2 separate regions of the Homo sapiens genome follow, and region 2 is linked to region 1. The links are chromatin loops, found by intact Hi-C in ENCODE. Cell type or tissue: PC-3. All regions are shown on one strand. Each heading gives the region's core, and the rest is flanking DNA. Links, peaks and the distances in the headings are about the cores only.

Region 1 (11,555 bases), core at 1,959-9,958:
GACTGGGTCAAAGCAGTGCTTCTTAGGGGCCTCTGTGGGCAAGGAGTTTCCTGCAGGAGGGACTGGGGAACCAGAGACTGTGGCAAGAGGCTCTTCTGTTTCTTCTGGCTCCCTGGGAAGCTCCAAAGGAGCATCTTTTGGAAGCAGTAGCTCTGCTTCTTGTGATGCAGGTGGGGGCTTCCCACTTTCTGTGTCCTCTGAGGCCTGGGTACCTGGGAGCACAGGTTGCAGAGGGATGGGTGAATCTGGTCTGGGCAAGCCCTTGTTCTTTCTGAGTAGAACAGGGCACTTCTTCAGCAGGTGGGTGCTGAGGCCGCGTTGTTGCTTGAAGCTAGCCCCACACTCGGGGCACAGCAGGGGCTCTCGGCGGCCTTGGCACCCAGTCCTGGAGTGCAGATTCAGGGCCTTCTCCCGGCGAGTGATAAAAGGGCAGTGTGGGCAGCGGAAGGCTCGCCCCTCTCCCTGGATCACTACCATCTGCACCCGCCCCTCTAGCACCAATGCCTCTGCTTGTTCTTTGTCCTGTCTCCTTAGGGCCTTGAGTAATGACTCTGACTCAGGTAATGGGGGCAAGGGTGCTGTCTCAGCAGGTGGAGTTGTCTTGAAGGTTCCTACCCAGTTGTTAGGAGCCTCCTCTAAGGATGGAGGATTTGTGGAGGGCTCAGACACTGGCTTTTCCAGAAGGGGATTTTCTTCAGCACTCAAGTCAGAAGTCCCAATACCTTCAAAGCTAGATAGCTCTGGTCCTTCCAGTCCATCTGGCCCTTCCAGTCCCAGGGGCCTGAACTCCATAGGGGCTGTTTCAGTGACCTCCTCAAGGGGTGGCTCAGTCACAGACTCCAGCTCTACTCCCAGGGCCTCTAGGTGTAGTGTGCAGCTGCCCTCCTCCACCTCTGCTGGGCTGGGACTGCCACCCAGGTCACCCCCATGGGGAGCCTCACTGCCCTCCTGTCTTCCAGTGTTGACCTCCTCACTCATCTCTGGCAGGGCCTGGTCCAAGCTGGGGTCCACCACAGTCCCAGGTTCGTGACCTGGCCCCTCAGGTCGGGCTGACAGCTGGTTTGAGGGCTCTGAATCTGGTGGGGGTGTTGGGCCCTGCATGGCCCCTTCTGGCTCCTGGCTTGCATAGCGGAGCTGCCAGGCCTGGTCTCCAGGTACATAGCCATGGGCCTTGCGTTTATGGAACAAGAGTGTGGTGTTGCTGAAGGTGCGGTAGTCACAGAGGGCACAGTGGAACTCACGGAGGCGGGTATGCTTGCAGTTCTCATGGCTCAGCACAGCCTGCTTGTGGCGGCTCTGGTAACTGCAGTAGTGGCAAGGGTAGAGTGGGGCCGGTGTGCCAGGGTGGTGCTGGGAAGCCATGTGCTTCTGCAGCTCATACTTCCGCTTGCAGGCGAAGGCACACACCTCACACATCAGAGACTTGCCCTGATGCCGCAGCTTGTGGCTGCTCAGCTGATCAGCCCGGTGACAGCGATAGGAGCACTGGTTGCACTGATACCTGGCAAGGAGGGAAAGGGGGAGGCAATCACAATAATTAATCACAACAACTAAGAATCAGTCAGTAAATACTTACTGTGGGCCAGGCTCTGCACTCAGTATCATACATGTGTCACCTGATGTAACCCTCCTTTTCACTACCCTATGAAACTGGTATCTCTATTTTCCAAGTGAGAAAAACTAAATCACAGAAGTTAATAATTTGCCTAAGGTTGGTTACAAAGTAAGCCAGGAGCAGAGACAGCCTAGCTTCAGGGCCTGTGTTCTAAGCCCTATTCTGTACTGCCTTCCTAAAAGAAAGTAATCATGAATCAGCATGACCCACTGTAGACTTCCAAGGAACTGACGTGGCTACAACTCCACAGGGCAGGTTTCTGTGCCTCATTTCCCTTCTCCCACAGAGGCATGACAGGTCTAGAAACCCCTTAGCCAGCTGTGCCATAGGTCAGAGAACTTGCCTGGATTTGGAAGTGGCAAGATTGGGGCATGAATATAGTGTCTATCCACTTTCCCAGGGCCAAACTCTGAGAACTCAAGTGACACCTTAGTCTCTAGGCCTATACTGTAGGTCTATACTCCCTTCCCAGAGCCCAGAGAGTGCTCGCTATGTGACTGAGCCACAGTCACAGAGGCCAGCTGTAGGCAATGGAGTTGAGACAGTGGGAACAGAGAAGGGTGTTAGGAAAAGACTCTCTTTTTTCTTTCCTTTTCTTTTTTGAAACAGAGTCTTACTCTGTCACCCAGGCTGGAGTACAGTGGTGCAATCTTGGCTCATTGCAACCTCCACCCCCCGGCTCAAGCGATTCTAGTGCTTCAGCCTCCCAAGAAGCTGGCATTACAGGCGTCTGCTACCATGCCCAGCTAATTTTTGTAGTTTTAGTAGAGATGGGGTGTTGCCCAGATGGCCTTGAACTCCCAAGCTCAAGCAATTTGCCCGCCCCGGCCTCTCAAAGTGCTGGGATTACAGGTGTGAGCCATTGCACCCGGCCTTAGGAGGAGACTCTCCAGGGACCGGAGAAAGAAATAGGGCCAGAAGTTAGATCCGAGAGGAAGCTAGCTTGGCTAAGATTCTTGGGATTGGGACGGAGGCCTATGTGTGTGTTGTACCTGAGGTCCCCTGCATGTTTTCGCATGTGCACACGGAGGTAGTGCTTCCACTTGGTGACATAGCCACATTCAGTGCACATGTAATCCTTGGTGTTGGAGTGGGTCAGCATGTGCTTGGATAGGTAGCTCACGTCTCGGCATGTGAAGTCACACAGCTCACACTTGTGGGGCTTCTCACCTTATATGGGGGATGCGGATGAAGGGAGAGAACACAGGTCAGATACAGATCAAGTGGACAGACCATTTCTTCCAGCAAGCCTGCCCTGATGCCAGGGAGGAACAACAGCTTCATGTGCTACCTGAGATGGTGAAAACCTCACAATAATAAAGGGCTGCTTCAGGGCCCTCTCAGACAACTACTCCCCCAACTCCCACACCAGTGAAGATGGGAAGAAAGTAAAGACCAAGCTTTTCTTTTTTTTTTTTAAATTGAGACAGAGTCTCAATCTGTCGCCCAGGCTGGAGTGCAGTGACGCTACCTCAGCTCACTGCCAAGCTCGGCTGCCCGGGTTCAAGCAATTCTTGTGCCTTAGCCTCTCGAGTAGCTGGGATTACAGGTGCCCGCCACCACGCCCAACTAATTTTTTTGTATTTTTAGTAGAGATGGGGTTTCACCATGTTAGCCAGGCTGTTCTCGAACTCCTGACCTTAGGTGATCCGCCCGCCTTGGCCTCCTAAAGTGTTGGGATTACAGGCGTGAGCCACCGTGCCCACCCCAAGCTTTTCAAAACTAGCTTAAAGTCCACTCTTGATTTGTTTTACAGCTTGCTGTCACTATGGTCAACTACTCAGCCTAATTTTTCTGTTTTCTAGAACAAAAGGAAAAATAAATGAGACAACAGAACAGAATGGTCAAGAATTCTGATCTGAAGTCCAACACAGTAATAAAAATATTAACAGCCAACATGAACAAAGTTCTTATTATGTGACTAGCACTCTTCTGAGCACTTTGTAAAAAAATTCCTCCTCTCGGCCGGGCATGGTGGCTCACGCCTGTAATCCCAGCATTTTGGGAGGTCGAGGCAGGTGGATCATGAGGTCAGGAGATCGAGACCATCCTGGCTAACACGGTGAAACCCTGTCTCTACTAAAAATACAAAAAATTAGCTGGGCATGGTGGTAGATGCCTGTAGTCCCAGCTACTCGGGAGGCTGAGGCAGGAGAATGGCGTGAACCCAGGAGGTGGAGCTTGCAGTGAGCCGAGATTGGGCCACTTTACTCCAGCCTGAGCAACAGAGCCAGACTCCATCTCAAAAAAAAAAAAAGCCTCCTCCCCTCAAATTTTCAGAACATCCTTAAGAGGCAGGTGCTATTATCACCCTCATTTTACAGATAGGGAAACAGAGGCACAGAGAAATCATAGAGCCATTAAGTGGTAGTTTAAATCCTAGTTGACTACCATGTGGGTTTGAGCAGTCTGTTTCCTTGCCTCCAAAAGGTTGGTATAAAGATTATATGAAATGTCCCAAAGCTGTCAGTGATACTCAGTGAGAACTCAAAGGTGAGCTGTCCATATTGATGGTCAAGACCTGGCACTGACAGGCTGGGGGCCAGGTTCCTTCAAGACCCCTCCTTGTTGTCCCTGCCCACTCACCCAGACCCCTTCCCTATGGTGAAAAGGCTAGCAATGTGGTATTCTGGTTCTAACACTATCTGTGTGATCTTAAAGTAGGTCTCAGAGTTTGTCTCTTTTCTCATCTTTATCTGCCTTACTTAAAAGATTAAGCCTTTTGGAAAGACCTCAGAAACATGAGATTTTGTGACTAAAGCATGTACAGGAATGAGTTCAGTGAGAATGGCTTTGTCCCAGGATGCCTACAATTTTTTCTCCCAAACCAGTGTCTTTGATGAAAATTCTAAAAATGTCCTGTCAATCCACTGATGTTGATATAGAGATCACAAATGGGATGATGCTGTAGCAGGAAGCTTGGTTTGGTTGTTACCTAAAGCATCAAGAATGCTAGAAGACAGTTACGAGTGCGAGTTAAACATCTGCAACTTCCAGGTCACTGGAGGTGATCTTTTTCAGTGTCATGGATGCCCAAGTTATAGAAGGCCATATGCGTGTGGATGGCTCAGTCCCCTCGCCCGTCTCTCTTAGCATATCCCAAAACATGAATTGCAAAGTAAGGTATTTGTCCTGGTTTAGGTTTCTTCAGGCTTGGTGTTAACCCACTCAAGCCTGACTAGGGGTGGGCAGAACTGGACAAGGGCTTAAGAGCGAGGCACAGCACCACAGTGGTTAGAGCACAGGCTCTGGAATCAGACTGCATGGATTCAAATCCTAGCTCTACTACTTTACTAGCTAAATGACACTCAACTTAAGGCTCATTTGTAAACTTGGAATGCTAGATCTATCTCTAGGAATTTTGGGTCAAATGAGAAAACGTATGCAAGACCCTTTGTAGCCAGTATCACCACCATCATTATTACAACATTATTTTAAGGATGGAAACCATCCTACCCGTATGTAGAAGCATGTGTCGGATGAGCACCCTCTTGTGGGCAGTGGCAAAGTTGCACTCAGGACACTGGTGGATCTTTTCATGAGCATGCATCTTGCCTACATGATCCTGGTAAGCCACTGGGTTGAAGGTGGCAAAGGGGCAGAAGGTGCAGCGCAGCTCTTCACTGCCAGGGTGGCCCTGCTTCTTGTGTTTACGGAATAGGTGCTTATTGGAACAAGCAAAATCACAGTGGGGGCAGTGGAAGGCGTAGTGACTCTTGTGGTGGGCCTCCATGGCTTCGGCTGTGGCAAAGAGCATGGGACATGAGTGATGGCGGCACTCCACAGCCCGCACCCCATGGGTCTCCTTCAGGTGCTTAATGAAGGCCTTGCGGTCGGGTGCTGCATAGCTGCAGCCCTCCTGAAAGCAGCGAAGGGGTAATGGCTCTGCTGCGGCTGCTGCCGTGTGGCTCTTGAGGTGCTCCTTTAGGGCCTGGCTGAGGCGGAATTCCTCACGGCAGACAGGACAGGCATAGGTGTCTGAGTAGAAGTTGGAAATATCTTCATGCATGCTGGCCATGTGGCGGTTGAGTGCATTCCTCTCCACCGCACTGTAGTGGCACAGTGGGCAGTGGTGGGCCTTTTCACCCAGCTCCCGCAGCAGATGGGTCTTGAGCTTGCTCTTACTGGTGAAGAACTTCTGGCAGTTAGGGCACTGGAGGCTGGGGTCTGGGAAGTGGAGATGCAGGTGCTCCACCAGATGAGTCCGCTTCTTAAAGCAGCGCTTACACTCTGGACACATATGGGTCTTGAAGAGGGACTCGGTGCCAGAGACCACATCCCCTGGGAAAGGGAATACAGAGAGTTGAGAGAGTGAGATTTTTCTGGGGAAAGCCAGATAATGGGAGAACCACAATTTGCTCAGACACAAACGATGTGTGGCCTCTCTGCAGGAAACCAAGCAAAAGGGTCTCAAATACTGTAGTCTCAAAAAAGGGTGAGAAACTCAAGTTTTAAGAGAAGCAAAATCACAAGGGCTTCTCAGGCCTTGCTGTGACAGCCTGTTTGAAGTGCTTTACTCAGCTACCTGCTCTTCTTGAGCCTTTGTTTAGAGCTGCTTAAAATAATCTGAATGGAGCATTCTTGTTCTTTCCTGCCTTGTTCTATGGGGGCAGGCAGAAGCATCGGCAAGATTAGTTAGAAGGAAAAGAGCCCCCAAGGGGGTGAGCCAAAAGAAGGTACAGTACTCTTACTGGCTCACAGGCTCTAGATAATAATGAAGTTGGTAATAAATACAACCCAATCTTTCTTATTCACTTGATAACTATGCTCCTTGTGGGATGACTTTCAAATATTCTACTGAGGTGAAAAACTGGGAAGCAAAGATTCAGAAAAAAGTATTTGAGGGCTCAGTGCCAGACAAAATAGGCTGCTGATCATCAATAACTTCTGGCATCTCTATATGATGAAGATCACCTCCTGCTTCCCTGCTAGAGTTTTCTGCCTGAGGAAAACCAGCCCAGTGAAGCAAACTCGATTTACCCCAATGCTATATTACTAAAGTCTTTACCATTCACTCATTTATCATTTTCCCACTAGACCTTGACTTTTGAGTCAAGGTAGAACAGAATAAAAGGATCCGAACCAAAGCTCAGAAAACAAACCCCAGAGCCTCAATGGCAGGGTTTCAACAATCCATTCTTCCCCACCACCAAGGGCTTCAAGCCTCAGAATGTCATTACCTTCCAGCCGCTGAGCCCCTTGGCCTTTATCCACAGCCTTTTGGGAGTCCTTCTGGGTGTCACTCTTCTCTTCTTTCTCTACATTCTCCTCTTCAGCTGTCTCCTGCCCAGGCAAGGGTGTACCTGCTTCCTGTGAAGGTTCTCTCTCTCCTGGAGGCAGTTTGGGAGCTGGAGATACATAAAACTTGATAAAGTCTACAGGAGCCAATAACAGCACTAAATGCTTATACTTCTCTACCTACTGGCTGAAATAATCACCCTCTCCCACTTTTAGCATAAGGAGATCTTGGGTTTTATGTATAAATGTATTTCCACTCAAGATGAAAATAGGAGGACGAAGAGCTAAGTTATTAGCAATGTTCCAGTCTAAAGTAACTCAAACCTCAGAGAGCACCACTTTCAGACTCCATGAAGCTGACAGCAGCGAGGTCATTGAGGTCATAGGGGGCTGAAAGTAGAGAATGGGTAGACTGCAATTCCTTCTCTTATCAGAATTCTGGCCTCTCCTGGCCCGTTTTCTCTGTTTCCTCCTGCTCCTCTGCTCTCTCATGCTTTTTTGGGACCAAGAAGAATGACAACTACTAAAACGCCGTCTCCCTTGAAAGTTCCTAAGTTCCTTTCTTTACTTCTTTTTTTTTTTTTTTTTGAGACAGGGTCTTACTCTGTCATCCAGACTGAAGTGCAGTGCTGCAATCTTGGCTCACTGCAACCTCCACCTCCTGAGCTCAAGTGATCCCCCACCTCAACCTCCCGAGTAACTGGGACTACAGACATGTACCACCACACCCAATTTTTGTATTTTTTGTAGAGACAGCATTTCACCACATTGCCCAGGCTGGTCTTGAACTCCTGGGCTCAAGGGATCCATCCACCTTGGCCTCTCAAATTGTTGGGATCACAGGCATGTGCCACAGTGCCCAGCCCAAAGGGTTATTTCCTTTTTAAAATAACCCTGGCTTCTACTGCCCAATCCCCAGTTGCTCTAAAGGAAAGTCTACAGGCATTCTATCAGTGGCCATAGCCAATGATGGTCATTTTCACTTTAGCTCTCAGAAAGTTGTGAAATGGATCATTAGAGAATATTGGTTAAGTAACTTCAGGCCACACGTAGCCTAAGCCAACTTTCACTCATTGTCACAAACAAAGACTTCCTCTTTGTCCCATATATTCCAACTGTTTCAAGATGCCTTCCCATGTCATCCAGTAACTCCATCCTCCTGAGCCACTGTCTAGATTCTCTTATATTCATGTACATTCATGGCCTTGGAAACAACTGCCTCTCCTATAAGATCAACTGTGGCTGAACTCCAGGAGAGGAACTGCTTGGCCCTTGGCCTCATACCTGGCAGCAGCTCCTGGGATGGAAGGCCCTGAACGGCAGAAAGTTCTCCCTGTGTCCCAGCACCATGGCTCCGCTGATGCTGCCGGAAGAGTTTGACGTTGGAGCCTATGAAGCTGCAGTGGCTGCAGTGGAAAGGGTAATGCGCCTGCCGGTGCAGCTCCATGCCCTGCTGGCTCCCGAAAAGCAGGGGGCAGCCCCGGAAAGAACAGGGCACAGGAACTGCTCTGTGAGTCTGCCTCAGGTGGTGCTGCAGACCCTTGCGATCTTCAGCAGAGAACACACAGCCAGATTCTGGGCAGGAGAAGGTGTCAGGAGTGCCCCGGTGAATCTTGAAGTGGCTCTTCAGGGCCTGGGGTTGGGCAAACTCCTGTCTACACACAGGGCATGATAGGGGGCTAACTGGCGGGCTCTGGCCCTGCAGAGGGCCAGGGAGGGTTGGGTTGCTGGGAGGCAGCTCTACAGAGCATGGGGGGCTAGAGAGGCCCTGCACAGGCTGTATATGGGTCTCACTGCACTGGTGCAGGGCCAGCAGAGTGGGCTCTGCGAAGCTCTGTTCACAGCGCTCACAGAAGTACACCTCCACCACCTTTACCAGGACACCTGCAGGCAGAGGACCGACAGAGAAAGGCATAGAATCAGATGGAACAAGACTCATAGGAGTTAGTTACTAGTAGAAAATGTAGGTGAATCTTTTAATATTCGTAGAGTACAGATGGACTTTAAGTCTGGTCCTACACCTGGACTGTAGGCCCCATAAGGTCAGGGACCATCTATCTGGCACGTGTGTTTGGATTCCTAGCACAATACTTGGCACAAGATAGGTGCTTAATAAATATTTGTTAAATGAGTGAACAAGCAAGCAAATCCAGAAAGCATTAAGACAGTATATTTTGCCCAAGTGAAAACCAGAAACTTCCAAAAGAAAATGACAAACTAGGGATAATATCTGCAATATAAATGGTTAAGAGCTTTACTTTCAAATTCTGTAAAGAGCTTTACAAAGGCACAGGAATGGATAAAATGGAGAATATCCTTCTGAAAATAATTATTATTCTCCATAATAATTGCTGCCGTTTTAAAAGCAATGGGCAAGACTTTGATAAAGAAAGGCTTAATAAACGCTCTCATTTGGTCCTCCAACAGCCCTATGACAACAAGGTCCTGAGATTCTACGAGATTAAGACTACTATGTTTATTAGTGGTAGAGCCATGACTCAAGGCCAGGTTTGTCCTACATTTATTCTGCTGGTCTGTTTGCTCTTTATTGTTTTTTTTGTTGTTAAAAAAAAAAATTTCAGGGCCAGGTGCAGTGGCTCACGCCTGTAATCTTGGCACTTTGGGAGGCTGAGACAGGAGGATCATGAGGTCAGGAGATCGAGACCATCCTGGCTAACATGGTGAAAACCCGTCTCTACTAAAAATACAAAAAATTAGCCAGGCGTGGTGGCACGCACCTGTAGTCCCAGCTACTCAGGAGGCTGAGGCAGGAGAATCGCTTGAACATGAGAGGTGGAGGTTGCAGTGAGCCGAGATTGCCCACTGCACTCCAGCCTGGCCAAGAGAGAGACTCTGTCTCAAAAAAAAAAAAAATTTCAGGCCGGGCCTAGTGGCTCACACCTGTAATCCCAGCATTTTGGAAGGACGAGGTGGGTGGATCACCTGAGGTTGGGAGTTTGAGACCAGCCTGACCAACATGGCGAAACCCCGTCTCTACTAAAAATACAAAATTAGCTGGGCATGGTGGCGCATGCCTGTAATCCCAGTTACTCAGGAGGCTGAGGCAGGAGAATCGCTTGAACCTGGGAGGTGGGTTGCAGCGAGCCAAGATCACGCCATTGCACTGCAGCCTGGGTGACAAGAGTGAAACTCTATCTCAAAAAAAAAAAAAAATTTCAGTGCAACATCTAAAATGATACATAAGTATACAAAGGAAGAATAACCACCCAGCACCTTCACACGCACAATTTGGTGTGTTTCTTTTTGACCCTTTTCTTTCCACTTGCTATATATCAAAGATATTTTTATCTTTGAGTACATTTACATCTAGTTTGTACTTTCTTATCCAGTTCATGTTTTTTCCAGAGCATGAACAAATCAAAACGAAATTCTGCCCTTGCTTCCCTGGGGACCAAAAAAATAAAAATAATTTTTTTGGCTGGTGGTGGGGGAAACAAGGTCTCTCTCTGTCACCCAGGCTGCAGTGCAGTGGTGGTGTGATCACAGCTCACTGCAGCCTTGACCTGCTGGGCTCAAGTGATTCTCCCACCTCAGCCTCCTGAGTAGGTGGGACTACAGGCATCACCATTCCTGGCTAATTTTAAATTTTTTTGTAGAGATGGGGTCTCCCTATGTTGCCCATTCTAAAAATAATTTTAAAAAATAAATTGTGCCGTTACTGATGGACATTTGGGCTGTTTCCAACCATTACAAATAAAGCACCCCTATATATCCTCATCCTTGCTCTGGCCACTGTAATTCCGGTGTCTTTGTGCATTCCTACAGTGGAATTAGTGGTCAGAGTATGCAAATTGTAAAATTTGCTATGTAGCTAAATTGACCTTCAAAAGATTATACTAATTTGTATCTCCATAAGCTGTAACATAGTGTTTCCTATAGCCTCATCAACACTAGGTATTATTAAAAATGTTTAATTTATGCCAAAATGCATCTCCTTTTTTTTTTTTGAGACAGAATCTCGCTTTGTTGTCCAGGCTAGGGTTCAGTGGTGCGATCTTGGCTCACTGCAACCTCCGCCTCTCGGGTTCAAGCAATTCTCCTGCCTCAGCCTCCTGAGTAGCTGGGATTACAGGTGCCCACCACCATGCCAGCTGATTTTTTGTATCTTAGCAGAGGTGGGGTTTCACCATCTTGCCCAGGCTGGTCTCAAACTCCTGAGCTCAGGCAACTGCCTGTCTCGGCCTCCCAAAGTGCTAGGATTATAGGCATGAGCCACCATGCCCAGCCACATCTCTTATTTTTAACTGGAATTTATTTCTTTGCTAGTGAGATTAAGCATCCTTCCATATGGTTACTACTTTTATTTCTTCTTTAGAGCATTGCACATAGATTTCTTTTTCCCATTTAAAAAAAAAAAAAGGTTTCTGCTGGGTGCGATGGCTCATGTCTGTAATCCCAAAACTTTAGGAGGCCGAGGTGGGAAGATTGCTTGAGCCCAGGAGTTCAAGACTAGCCTGGGCAACAAGGTGAGACCTCGTTTCTACCAAAGAAAATTTAAAAACTAGCTGAGTGTGGGTGGTATACACCTGTGGCCCCAGCTACATGGGAAGCTGAGGCAAGAGGATTGCTTAAGCCCAGGAGGTCAAGGCTGCAGTGAGCCGTAACTGTGCCACTGCACTCTAGCCTGGGTGGCAGAGCAAGACCCTGTCTCAACAAAACCCCCAAAACCAAAAGAAAACAA
Region 2 (11,555 bases), core at 2,170-10,169, 65 kb before region 1:
GTCATCCAAGAGACTGGGCAGGAAACCTAACACTAAAATTTTATCCTGTGTTTCTGCTGAGCGTCTAAGGTGATGTAATATTCTAAATAAACACATACCCTATCTTCAGGTAGGAATTACATTTCCAAAAATAGTTTTTAAGTTGAGGGCCTGTTTGTGGCTGCCTAGAAAGGGCAAGTGCCTGAACAACACTGCTTTTGCTGTTGGGAAAGGAGGAAAAAAGCTACCATATTCCTTCTATCATATTGTTGCTTTAAGAGCCTATGATTGATTCCTTGAGGACCATCCCTGAAGGGAGTTACAAAACAGCTTTTAGCAGATTACTGTAAGGCACTTAAAGCTTAAGCTGCATTGTATTTCAGTCTATTTAGCAGAACAACTTGTGGTTCTTTCTGTCAGGCTAGTGAAATAGTAAAAATAAAGCTAAAAACTTACAATGAAGCTTCCATTTTTAAAAGGCCATTATTCAGATTGGGTAGAGTAAATTTGAATCCACTTCAAAGTCTATTTTATGCTTCTGATCTTCAACAAAGGCAGTTCTTTGTGTTCTTTGTCTTTACATCTGTACAATGGGTAGGTCATCATTCTGTCAAGCTAAGATCTTTTGGGAACTTATAAGTACTGTGAGAAACTGTAATATAGTTCAAAAAAGTACGGGAATATGCAACTTCATACCTTCATACCTGGTTAAATTGAGTGAGTTAATTCCTCTGAACATTAGTGATCTCATCTGCAAGTGTAGATAGCCTTCCCCCCCGCCTCCCGCTCCTTCTTTTATTTCTCATGGTTGGGGGCAATTACCTGAGAACATATTGGGCATAGAGATGGAAATCACCAGGAATTTGTTAGCAGTTTAGAGCTTAGGGGTAGCAATTATCATTTTTCTAGTCTCCCATCTTGTTTTCCAGATAAGAATAATTAAGGAACTTAACCAAGGTCACAAACATATTTGATGACTATAGAGAATTATAAAATATTCAAATTTGGGGGGAATATTGTGATTCTTTAGCATAATAATGAAAGCATGCCCTATTAAGTATGTATTTCCTACATGAGTAAGTAATGAATGGTTCTCAAAGGGATGTAGTTAGAGAATATACTGAAGAATCATTAAGAGGGAGAGCTTTTCCAAATTACAGGTTTTCTGCTCAGTTGAGGGGGGATGTCAGAATCACTGGGGAGGGACCAGTATTGGGAAGGCATAATTTTTTTTCCTCTCAAAAACTATTATATGCATATGGTTTTTTAAAAAAAGTTTATGCAAAAGGTTTTAGTGTAAACAATGAAAAGTAAGTCTCCCTGTAAATCCCCAACCTTAGAGGTAACTACAGTTAACAGTTCTTTATGTGTCCTTCTAGAAATGTTATATGTAAATGTGTAAGAATGTATATGTATTTTTTATTTTTATATGTGTGTATATTAATGGAAACATTTTATATGCTCTTCTGTAACCCTTTTATTGTTTTTACTTAGTATCAATATACAGTATATAGAGAGCTGCTTCTTTTTTTAAAGGACTACATAGTATCACATTATAAAGCTGCACCAATATTTAACCAGTCTCTTAGTGAGAGATACTTGTTTGTTTTCTGCATTTTTGTTTTTGAGACGGAGTCTCACACTGTCACCCAGGCTGGAGTGCAGTGGCGCGATCTCGGCTCACTGCAACCTCCGCCTCCTGGGTTCACACCATTCTCCTGCCTCAGCCTCCAGAGTAGCTGGGACTACAGGCGCCTGCCACCACGCCCAGCTAATTTTTTGTATTTTTAGTAGAGACACCAGTTTCACCGTGTTAGCCAGGATGGTCTCAATCTCCTGACTTCATGATCCACCTGCCTTGGCCTCCCAAAGTGCTGGGATTACAGGCATGAGCCACCACGCCTGGCCCAGTTTTCTGCATTTATTTATTTATTTATTTATTTGTTTGTTTGTTTATTGAGACAGAGTCTCACTCTGTCGCCCAAGCTGGAGTGCAATGGTGCAATCTCAGCTCACTATAACTTCCACCTCCCATGCTCAAGCGATTCTAGTGCCTCAGCCTCCTGAGTAGCTGGGACTACAGGCATGCACCACCACACCTGGCTTTTTTTTTTTTTTTTTGCTCTGTCGCCCAGGCTGGAGTGCAGTGGCGCTATCTCGGGTCACTGCAACCTCCACCTCCCAAGTTCAAGCAATTCTCCTGTCTCAGCCTCCTGAGTAGCTGGGATTACAGGCGCCCATCACCACACCCAGCTAAATTTTGTATTTTTAGTAGAGACGGGGTTTCGCCATGTTGGCCAGGCTGGTCTCAAACTCCTGACCTCAAGTGACCCACCCAACATGGCCTCCCACAGCGCTGGGATTACAGGGGTGTGCCACCGCGCCCGGCCACTTTTCTGCTTTTAAAACAGTGCAACAGTAAACATCCTGGTATGTCTTTAGCACAGCCCAATTATACCTACAGGATAAATTCCTAAACATGGAATTATCAAAGGGTATGTGTGCATTTTAGATTTTCATCAGTAACTACCAAAGAGATTGAATAGTTGACATCAAATGTATGTATTTAGAAACGCTCCCCTGGTATTCATGAAAAATATATTTCCTCTAAAACTCTGTTGCAGGGTAAGACTTGGTTTGACTCTAATAAACTGATATTTACTTTCTTGTCTTCATCTGAAGCCTGTGCCTACTACACTGGCACAAGTGGATAGAGAAAAGATCTATCAGTGGATCAATGAGCTGTCCAGTCCTGAGACTAGGGAAAATGCTTTGCTGGAGCTAAGTAAGAAGCGAGAATCTGTTCCTGACCTTGCACCCATGCTGTGGCATTCATTTGGTACTATTGCAGCACTTTTACAGGTGGGTTCATGTCCATGATTGGCAGTTCAGTTCTTTTCATTACACTTGTATATTTCTTTACCTTTGCCCAAATGATTTGAAGACTTTAGGAGGATGATTCTTTAAAAAACTGCATTTGTAAGAATCTGTTTTAGAAAGGTCTGAGGTATTTGTTAAAATGCAGATTCTTGGATCCTTACCCAAGAGATTCAATTTAGTCAGTCTGAGGTGGGCCCTATAATCTATATTTTAATAAGCACTTTCACCTCCCCCAGGTGATTGTGATGCAAGTGATCTAAGAACTACGCTTTGACGAACACCGCTTTAGGAGTACTGTAAGATAAATCTACATGACAGGGGGAGGAAGGTGGAAAGTAGAGTATAAGGACCACAAGGTACAATATATTCTATGGAAAAGAAATGGGTTTTTGGGTTTTTTTGTTTGTTTTTCTTTTTTTTTTTTTTTTGAGACGGAATCTCGCTCTGTCGCCCAGACTAGAGTGCAATGGTGCAATCCCGGCTCACTGCAACCTCTGCCTCCCGGGTTGAAGTGGTTCTCCTGCCTCAGCCTCCTGAGTAGCTGGGATTATAGGCCTGCATCACCATGCCTGGCTTTTTTTTTTTTAATTTTTAGTAGATACGGAGTTTCACCATGTTGGTCAGGCTGATCTTGAACTCCTGACCTCGTGATCCACCCACCTTGGCCTCCCAAAATGTTGAGATTACAGGCATGAGCCACCATGCCTGGCCTGGAAAGGAAATGTTGAAGGTATAACAGCTGTAGTATTAAAGGTGGGTACACTTGTACATTAAAGAATAGATAACTGAAGTTCAGTTCAAACCAGAATGGTCACTGGTGGCTAATTAACTGATATGGTACAATAACAATACCAAAATACCTAGGTAGTGGCATGATCATCCATTAAAGTATTGCCCCAAATTCCTAACAATTAGATTAACTTTTCAACTCTTAAGTAAATTCACATTCCATCTCTATTGCATTTAGCCAAGAAACTGATCTTTGTTATGGGAACGTTTTTCTATGTAAAAGTTTTACAAATAATGTAAATGGAAAATTGTAGCCAGGTGCAGTGGGTCATGCTTGTAATCCCAGCAGTTTGGCAGACTGAGTTAGGAGGATTGCTTGAGCCCAGGAGTTTGAGACCAACCTGGGCAACATGGCGAAACACCATTTCTACAAAAAATACAAAAATTAGCCAGGCTTGGTGGTACACTCCTGTAATCCCAGCTACTTGGGAAGCTGAAGTAGGAGGATCAATTGAGCCCAGGAGGTGGAGGCTGCAGTGAGCCATGATCATGCCACTGCACTCTGCCTGGATGACAGAGTGAGACCCTGTCTCAAAAAAAAAGAAAAAAAATGTAAATGGAATTGTATTGAGTAAATCATTACTTTTTGACAGATAGTGCATATATTCACTGCTGTTTATACATATCCCCACCCATTGATTCATGTCCTTACCATGTTACTACCTAACCAAATTCAAACTTCTTTATGAGTCACCGTGGTTGACTTAACACTTTCTGGCCAGTGATCTCATCACTGTAACTTAAAGCAGGATGCTAGCAAAATTATAAAAATTTGAGTATCCCTCAACTGATAGCCTCAGTAGCTGGAGAATATAAGAGGAAGTGTAGATGACTACATTTGCCTCCACAGAAATCTTCCTAGGCCGGGCGCAGTGGCTCACGCCTGAAATCCCAGCACTTTGGGAGGCCGAGACGGGCAGATCACGAGGTCAGCAGATCGAGACCATCCTGGCTAACACGGTGAAACCCCATCTCTACTAAAAATACAAAAAATTAGCTGGGCGTGGTGGCAGGCGCCTGTAGTCCCAGCTACTCTGGAGGCTGAGGCAGGAGAATGGTGTGAACCTGGGAGGCAGAGCTTGCAGTGAGTCAAGATCGTGCCACTGCACTCCAGCCCGGGTAACAGAGCGAGACTCCGTCTCAAAAAAAAAAATCTTCCTAGAGACAAATGTAGAAATGTGAGTCTCAAAAAAAAAAATCTTCCTAGAGACAAATGTAGAAATGTCTTAGCTAGTCTCAGCCAAGTAAGTTTGTGATGAAAGGATATGAGCATTATTTCTGCTCCCTCTTTGATGACTGAGTTCTTAAAAGATGCACAGAATTAAGAGCTATTTTATTTGCCTTTTTTTTTTTTTGCTTTATTACCATGGGAATTAATTTTTAGTTATTCCTTATTCATCTGATGCTGATTTCCATTTTTTAGGAAATTGTAAATATTTATCCATCTATCAACCCACCCACCTTGACAGCACACCAGTCTAACAGAGTTTGCAATGCTCTGGCATTACTGCAATGTGTAGCATCACATCCAGAAACCAGGTAAATGCTTTGGGTGAGTCACTTGGGGGAGATATACATTGAATATGGTCCTAAACGTTCTCTGAATAATAAAAGGAAGGGCATGGAGGAGAGAGAGAGAGAACGTTTGTGTGTGTGTGTGTGTGTGTGTGTGTGTGTGTGTGTGTGTCTCTCTCTCTCTCTCTCTCTCTCTCTCTCTCTCTCTCTCTCTCTCTCTCTCTCCTGGTCTTCCGGATTCTTATTTACTTTTACCCAATGAACTTTAAAGAAACAGTGTTCACATTACAGGAAAGGTATCAGGCATACAGCTACTTCTCACTCCCTGACCTGTTATTGACACTATGTCATCTGTGAGGCATAGTGCATGGCATATAAGAGGAGTTTAGTAATTATTTTTCCAGCACTTTTCCCACACTGAACCCAGATTTGACTTCAGAATCCTTCTTAACATAGCATTCTGGGCGGCCTCTATAATAGACGAGAATTGGCATGTAAGTTAAAATATTTTTGCCACCTGTCATATCTAAAAAATTAAGAAAAGGGAAATCCTGTTCAGGAATCTACTTTGTGGGCTTTTATGGCCCCAAAGGCACTTAATAGTCATCTTATTAAAGCCTTTCCTCTTTGTCAAGTTTCCTTATGAAATATGTATGCTAGGTTGGCACTGACCTTACACAGCTTTAGAGAAATTACTAAGAAAATTACTTTTAAGCACTTAACAAAAACACAAGAGTACTTTGAGTGTTAAAAATCTTGGGCGTTGGCTCTTCTACAAGGTGTAACTATAAATAATATAAAATAATAGACTGATTTCCTTATTAGTTGCCTGACTAAACTGTTTTCAGAATGGTTTGTGTATCTGAAATGCCCTAACAAAAAAAGAAGAATGTGCTTATTAAAGTATAGCAGGTAAGCCTGATAATGGCTGCTTTGTTTTGTTGTATTGGTTTGTAAGGTTTATTCGACTGCACCTGTGAATACTATTATTCAGTCATAGGTGAGGGAGATAATCTAGGACAATCTCTTGGACACTTAATAGCATTTTGTGGTCTATTTTTTAAAATCCACAATTGGATATTTTAAGTTAATCAGTTTGTAAGGTACTTTTTGCTGATTACAGGGAAAATCATGTGTTTTCTTAACCACTGTGATCTGGACTAGGGTTTTCAGCTTTGGCACCATTACCATTTGGGGCTGGATGAATCTTTGTGATGGAAAGGAGAGGGCAGGAGAGGACTGTCCTGTGCATTGTAGGATGTTTAATGGCATCTCTGGCCTCTTCCCACTGGATGCCAATAGTGCTTCATAATCCTGAGTTGTGACAATCAAAGATGTCTCCAGACATTGCCACATGTCCTCCAGGGGGCAAAATTTACCCCATTTGAGAACCATTGGTTGAGACTAATGACCAGTAACATTGTTTTCCTAAGGATTCCTTGCTCTGACAATGTTAAGGCCTTACAGAATTAACCACCTAGAAATTTGAAAGTTCAGGATCCTTAGAAATCAACCCTGGGCTGTGAATGTAATTATTGTTTTCTTCCAGGTCAGCGTTTCTCGCAGCACACATCCCACTTTTTTTGTACCCCTTTTTGCACACTGTCAGCAAAACACGTCCCTTTGAGTATCTCCGGCTCACCAGCCTTGGAGTTATTGGTAAGTTATTAGAATTGTTTTGCAAGCCTGAAATACTCACAGTAGTAGTCTAAGTTGGGTGTTTTGTCTTGCCGGTTATGATTTTTGTACACCAGTCATTCATTTTTGTCTTTGAGGTTGTCTCATTCACTAATCAATAAGTATCAGGAACATGATGACTCCTATCAAGCACTCTTCTAAGTGTTGTTAATAAGACTTTGAGATCCAACATTTGGGATTAAATTCAGCATATATGTGGAAACATTTGCTGGAATTGTAGGGAGAGTAAAGCATAAGAACTTGATTCAATATATAAAGAGTATTATTAAAGGAATAAGAGTTTAAATTTGGGACTTCTCCTCTTCCCTTCTCTCTTCTCTTCTCTTCTTTTCTTTTCTTTTCTTTCTGATAGGGTCTTGCTGTGTTACCCAGGCTGGAATTGAACTCCTAGGCTCAAGTGATCCTCCTGCCTCAGCCTCCCAAGTAATAGGGACCATGGGCACAGGCACACACCACTGTCTTTTTTTGTTTGTTTGTCTTACTTCTAATACCGGAATGCTTCGTATATCTGAAATGCCCTAAGAATATGCATGTCAAATACACTAAGCATTCTGAAAACCTGTAATTCTCCCATAACTCCAGGAATATGAATCTGTCAGTTCACCCAGTTAAATTTTTTCATCTACTTTTTTTTTAGTCTCTACTAAAAAAATAATGCAAAAATCAGCCGGGCGTGGTGGCATGTGCCTGTAGTCCCAGCTGCTGGGGAGGCTGAGGCAGGAGAATCGCTTGAACCTGGGAGGTGGAGATGCAGTGATTGCAGTGAGCCAAGATCACGCCACTGCACTCCAGCCTGGGCGGCAGAGGGAGACTCAAAAAAAAAAAATTAAATTTCCATGTACTAGCAATGAACAATAGGAAATTTATTTTTTATTTTATTTTTTTTTTTTTTTTTTGAGACAAGGTCTTGCTCTGTTGCCCACTCTTGAGTGCAGTGGCATGATCATGGCTCACTGCACCCTCAAACTCCTGGGATCACACAAATCCACCCACCTCAGCCTTGAGAAGCTGGAACCATAGGCACATGCCACCACACCTGGCTACATTTTTTTATTTTTTTGTAGACACAAGGTCTCACTTTTTGTTGCCCAGGCTTGTCTCAAACTTCTGGGCTCAAGTGGTTCTCCCACCTTGGCCTCCCAAAGTGCTGGGATTACAGATGTGAGCCACTGCACCTAGCTGAAATTTTTTTAAACTGCCATTTATAACAGCACCGAAATGTGAAAATTTGGGTATAAATCTTTAAAAATATATGCATGATCTATAACTAAAAACTACAAAACTGATTTCTAATGAAATAAAATGCAGAGATAAACCATGTTCATTGATTGGTGTATCAATGATTCAGTATTGTTAAGTTGTTCATTCTCCCCAAACTGATCTATAGATTCAGAGTAATTCCAACAAAATCCCAGCAGCACTTTTTTTAGAAATTGGCAGGCTGACTGCTATGGACTGAATTGTGTCCTCCCCAAAATTTCATGCTTTGAAACCCTACCCCCTCATGTCATGGTATTTGGAGATGGGACCTTTGAAAGATAATTAGGTTTAGATGAGGACATGGCCCTCATGAGGTTAGTATTCTTCTAAGAAGAGACACCAAAGAGCTTGTGCTCCCTCATTCGCTCTCTGCCATGTGAGGACATAGTGAGAAGCTGGCCATCTACAAGCCAGGAAGAGAGACTTTACAAGAACTATACCATACCATGCTGGCACCCTGATCTCAGCTTTTTTTTTTTTTTTTGTGAGACAGATTCTTGCTCTGTTGCCCAGGCTAGAGTGCAGTGGCATAATTTTGGCTCACTGCACCCTCCGCCTCCTGGGTTCTAGCAATTCTTCTGCCTCAGCATCCCGAGTAGCTGGGACTACAGGTGCGTGCCACCACACCCGGCTAATTTTTGTATTTTTAATAGAGACAGGGTTTCACGATGTTGGCCAGGCTGGTCTTGGAACTCCTGACCTCAGGTGATCCAGCTGCCTCAGCCTCCCAAAGTGCTGTGATTACAGGTGTGAGCCACTGTGCCCAGCCTGATCTCAGACTTTCAGCTGCTAGAACTATGAGACAATAAATTTCAGTTGTTTAAGCCACCAGTCTATGGTATTTTGTTATGGCAGCCTTCTAATAGACTGATCCTAAGATTTATATGGAAAGCCAAAGGAACTAGAATATCCAAACATTTCTTTAAAAGAACAAAGTTGGAAGACATATACTACCTGAGTTCCACACCTACTGGAAAAATATAGTAGTCAAGGCAGTGTAATACTGGAGAAAAGAAAGATTTACAGACCATTGGAGCAGAATGAAGAGTCCAGAAATAGACCCACACATATATGGTCAGTTGATTTTTGACAAAGGTACAAAGACAATTTAGTGCAGAAAGCTTTTTTTTTTAGAGAGAGTCTGTCACCCAGACTAGAGTGCAGTGGTGCAATCTCAGCTCACTGTAACCTGTACAGGTTCAATTGATTCTCCTGCCTCAGCTTCCCGAGTAGCTGGGATTACAGGAGCCTGCCACCATGCCTTGCTAATTTTTGTATTTTTAGTAGAGACGGGGTTTCACCATGTTGGCCAGGCTGATCTTGAACTCCCGACCTCAAGTGATCTGCCCGCCTCGGCCTCCCAAAGTGCTGGGATTACAGGTGTGAGCTACTGCGCCGCCCTCTTCCTTTTTTTTTTTAATACGAGTGTGAATCTGATTCCTTTAACAAACCCCAGTTTGTGTTCTGTTATTTAAGTTCACAACTCACTGGATAAACAGTTCGAAGTTAATGTTAACTGGAAACCCTAACTGTAAAATAATTTTGTTTGTCCTTATTTTCTTTAGGGGCCCTGGTGAAAACAGATGAACAAGAAGTAATCAACTTTTTATTAACAACAGAAATTATCCCTTTATGTTTGCGAATTATGGAATCTGGAAGTGAACTTTCTAAAACAGTATGTACTTTTAACTTAGATTTTACATTGTGTTGACTCTTAAGCTGCTTCCTTATGGTCCTGGGATCATTTTCTCTCTTCAAGCTTTTGAAATTTGTATGAATATTTTCTGTTTTGAATAAAAATTATTATGAAACAATTATTGAAAAACCCAAACCATTCAGAAGAAAATCAAGTTAAACACTAAATTTCTTTTCTCCAAACCCACATCTCACTCCACAGGTAAATTCTAAGTATATTATTACGGTTTCATTTTTTTAATTTTAAAATTTCAATCCTGCTCCTTCTATAACCGGGCTTTTTTAAAATACATAATCAATTATATGTACTTGAGCTTCTGCTTACTATGTACTTTAACCATGAATGACAACATGACAAGGTACAGAATTCTTACTCATTGTACAGAATTCTTACCTCATTGTTCTGTCTCAGACCTCCATTGCCATAGTCCTTTTGTCTTCTAACATTGAATATTGCAGAGAAGTCTCAGGGTCAGCCTAATTCTTTCCTTTTTTAGGTGAACTTACTTTTTTGTGTGGTTACCTACAAGTGTCTTTTATTATTTTTAAAGTTCATTTGATAATCATATATCTTTTTTTTTTTTTTTCTCTGAGATGGAGTCTTGCTGTGTCACCCAGGCTGGAGTGCAGTGGTGTAATCTCAGCTCATTGCAACCTCCGCCTCCCGGGTTCAAGCAGTTCTCCTGCCTCAGCCTCCCAAGTAGCTGGGACTACAGGCATGTGCCACCATACCCAGCTAATATTTGTATTTTTAGTAGAAATGGGGTTTCACTATATTAACCAGGCTGGTGTTGAACCCCTGACCTCAGGTGATCCGTCCGCCTCAGCCTCCCAAAGTGCTGGGTTTACAGTCATGAGCCACTCCACCCGGCCTTTTTTTTTTTTTTTTTTTTTTTTTTGAGATGGAGTGATGTAATCTCAGCTCGCTGCAACCTCCACCTATCAGGTTCAAGCAATTCTTCTGCCTCAGCCTCCCACGTAGCTGGGACTACAGGCACACACCACCACTCCTGGCTAATTTTTTTTTTTTTGTATTTTTAGTAGAGATTGGGTTTTGTCATGTTGGACAGGCTGGTCTTGAACTCCTGACCTCAGATGATCCGCCCACCTTGGCCTCCCAAAGTGCTGGGATTACAGGCGTGAGCCACCTCACCCAGCCTCAATTTTTTTCTGAAAGAGCATATTACTTGTGTCTTTTTTGTTGATTTGTATATTTTTCTCTTTTATTCGTTCAAGTCTCTTGGTTCAACATCAGTTATGCTCTATTATCTGTCTTTCATATTTTTTTCTCTAATCACTTTCAATTTTTAAATTTCATATTATTTGATTTTTTTCAAGGTTACTTTTCCATACTGCTGACAATTTTGGGTAGTATTCAACCTCTGCTCTAAAATTTGCCTTGTCACATTAAATTACTTTTTTAGTCTAACAAATATTTTATTCTTGAGTTGGGTGTAAGCAGGTATAATGATTTTTTTGGCTTTTTACTTTTAAATATATATATATGGAATGCTTCATGAATTTGTGTATTATCTTCGCACAGGGGCCACACTAATCTTCTCTGTGTTGTTCCAATTTTAGTACATGTGCTGTCTAAGTGAGCACTGGTTTTTTAATTTTTAATTAAATTATTTATTTATTTAGAGACAGGATCTCTGTCTGTCACCCAGGCTGGAGTAGAGAGGCATGGCTCACTGCCGCCTCGACCTCCTAGGTTCAGTTGATCCTCCCACCTCAGC

What was found. Peaks named below come from ENCODE experiments on the same cell type or tissue, not always from the same donor. Only the 100,000 strongest peaks of a DNase experiment are listed, where the experiment ranks them.
Region 2: a loop joins it to region 1, with 3 times the contacts of the local background. A loop is called at or near these places in 21 of 110 quality-filtered maps.

The regions. Positions count from the first base shown.
Region 1 is chr2:218,643,564-218,655,118 of GRCh38, forward strand. It overlaps ZNF142 (zinc finger protein 142), which reads right to left. Exons shown (of 11, transcript NM_001379659.1): 5 at 8,138-8,737; 6 at 6,796-6,963; 7 at 5,072-5,896; 8 at 2,608-2,785; 9 at 1-1,501. Among named protein-coding and RNA genes, the nearest start is that of ZNF142, 10 kb to the right of the region's middle. In PC-3, for the core only: CTCF peaks have their summits at 5,088 (motif pointing left) and 5,289; a DNase peak (open chromatin) is centred at 5,118; H3K27ac peaks cover 1,599 bases.
Region 2 is chr2:218,577,900-218,589,454 of GRCh38, forward strand. CNOT9 (CCR4-NOT transcription complex subunit 9) reads left to right here. Exons shown (of 8, transcript NM_005444.3): 2 at 2,662-2,841; 3 at 5,072-5,187; 4 at 6,713-6,822; 5 at 9,687-9,796. It also overlaps the pseudogene RNU6-136P. Among named protein-coding and RNA genes, the nearest start is that of CNOT9, 15 kb to the left of the region's middle. RefSeq lists an enhancer at 1-213. In PC-3, for the core only: a CTCF peak has its summit at 6,566 (motif pointing right); a DNase peak (open chromatin) is centred at 4,352; H3K4me3 peaks cover 604 bases; H3K27ac peaks cover 3,456 bases.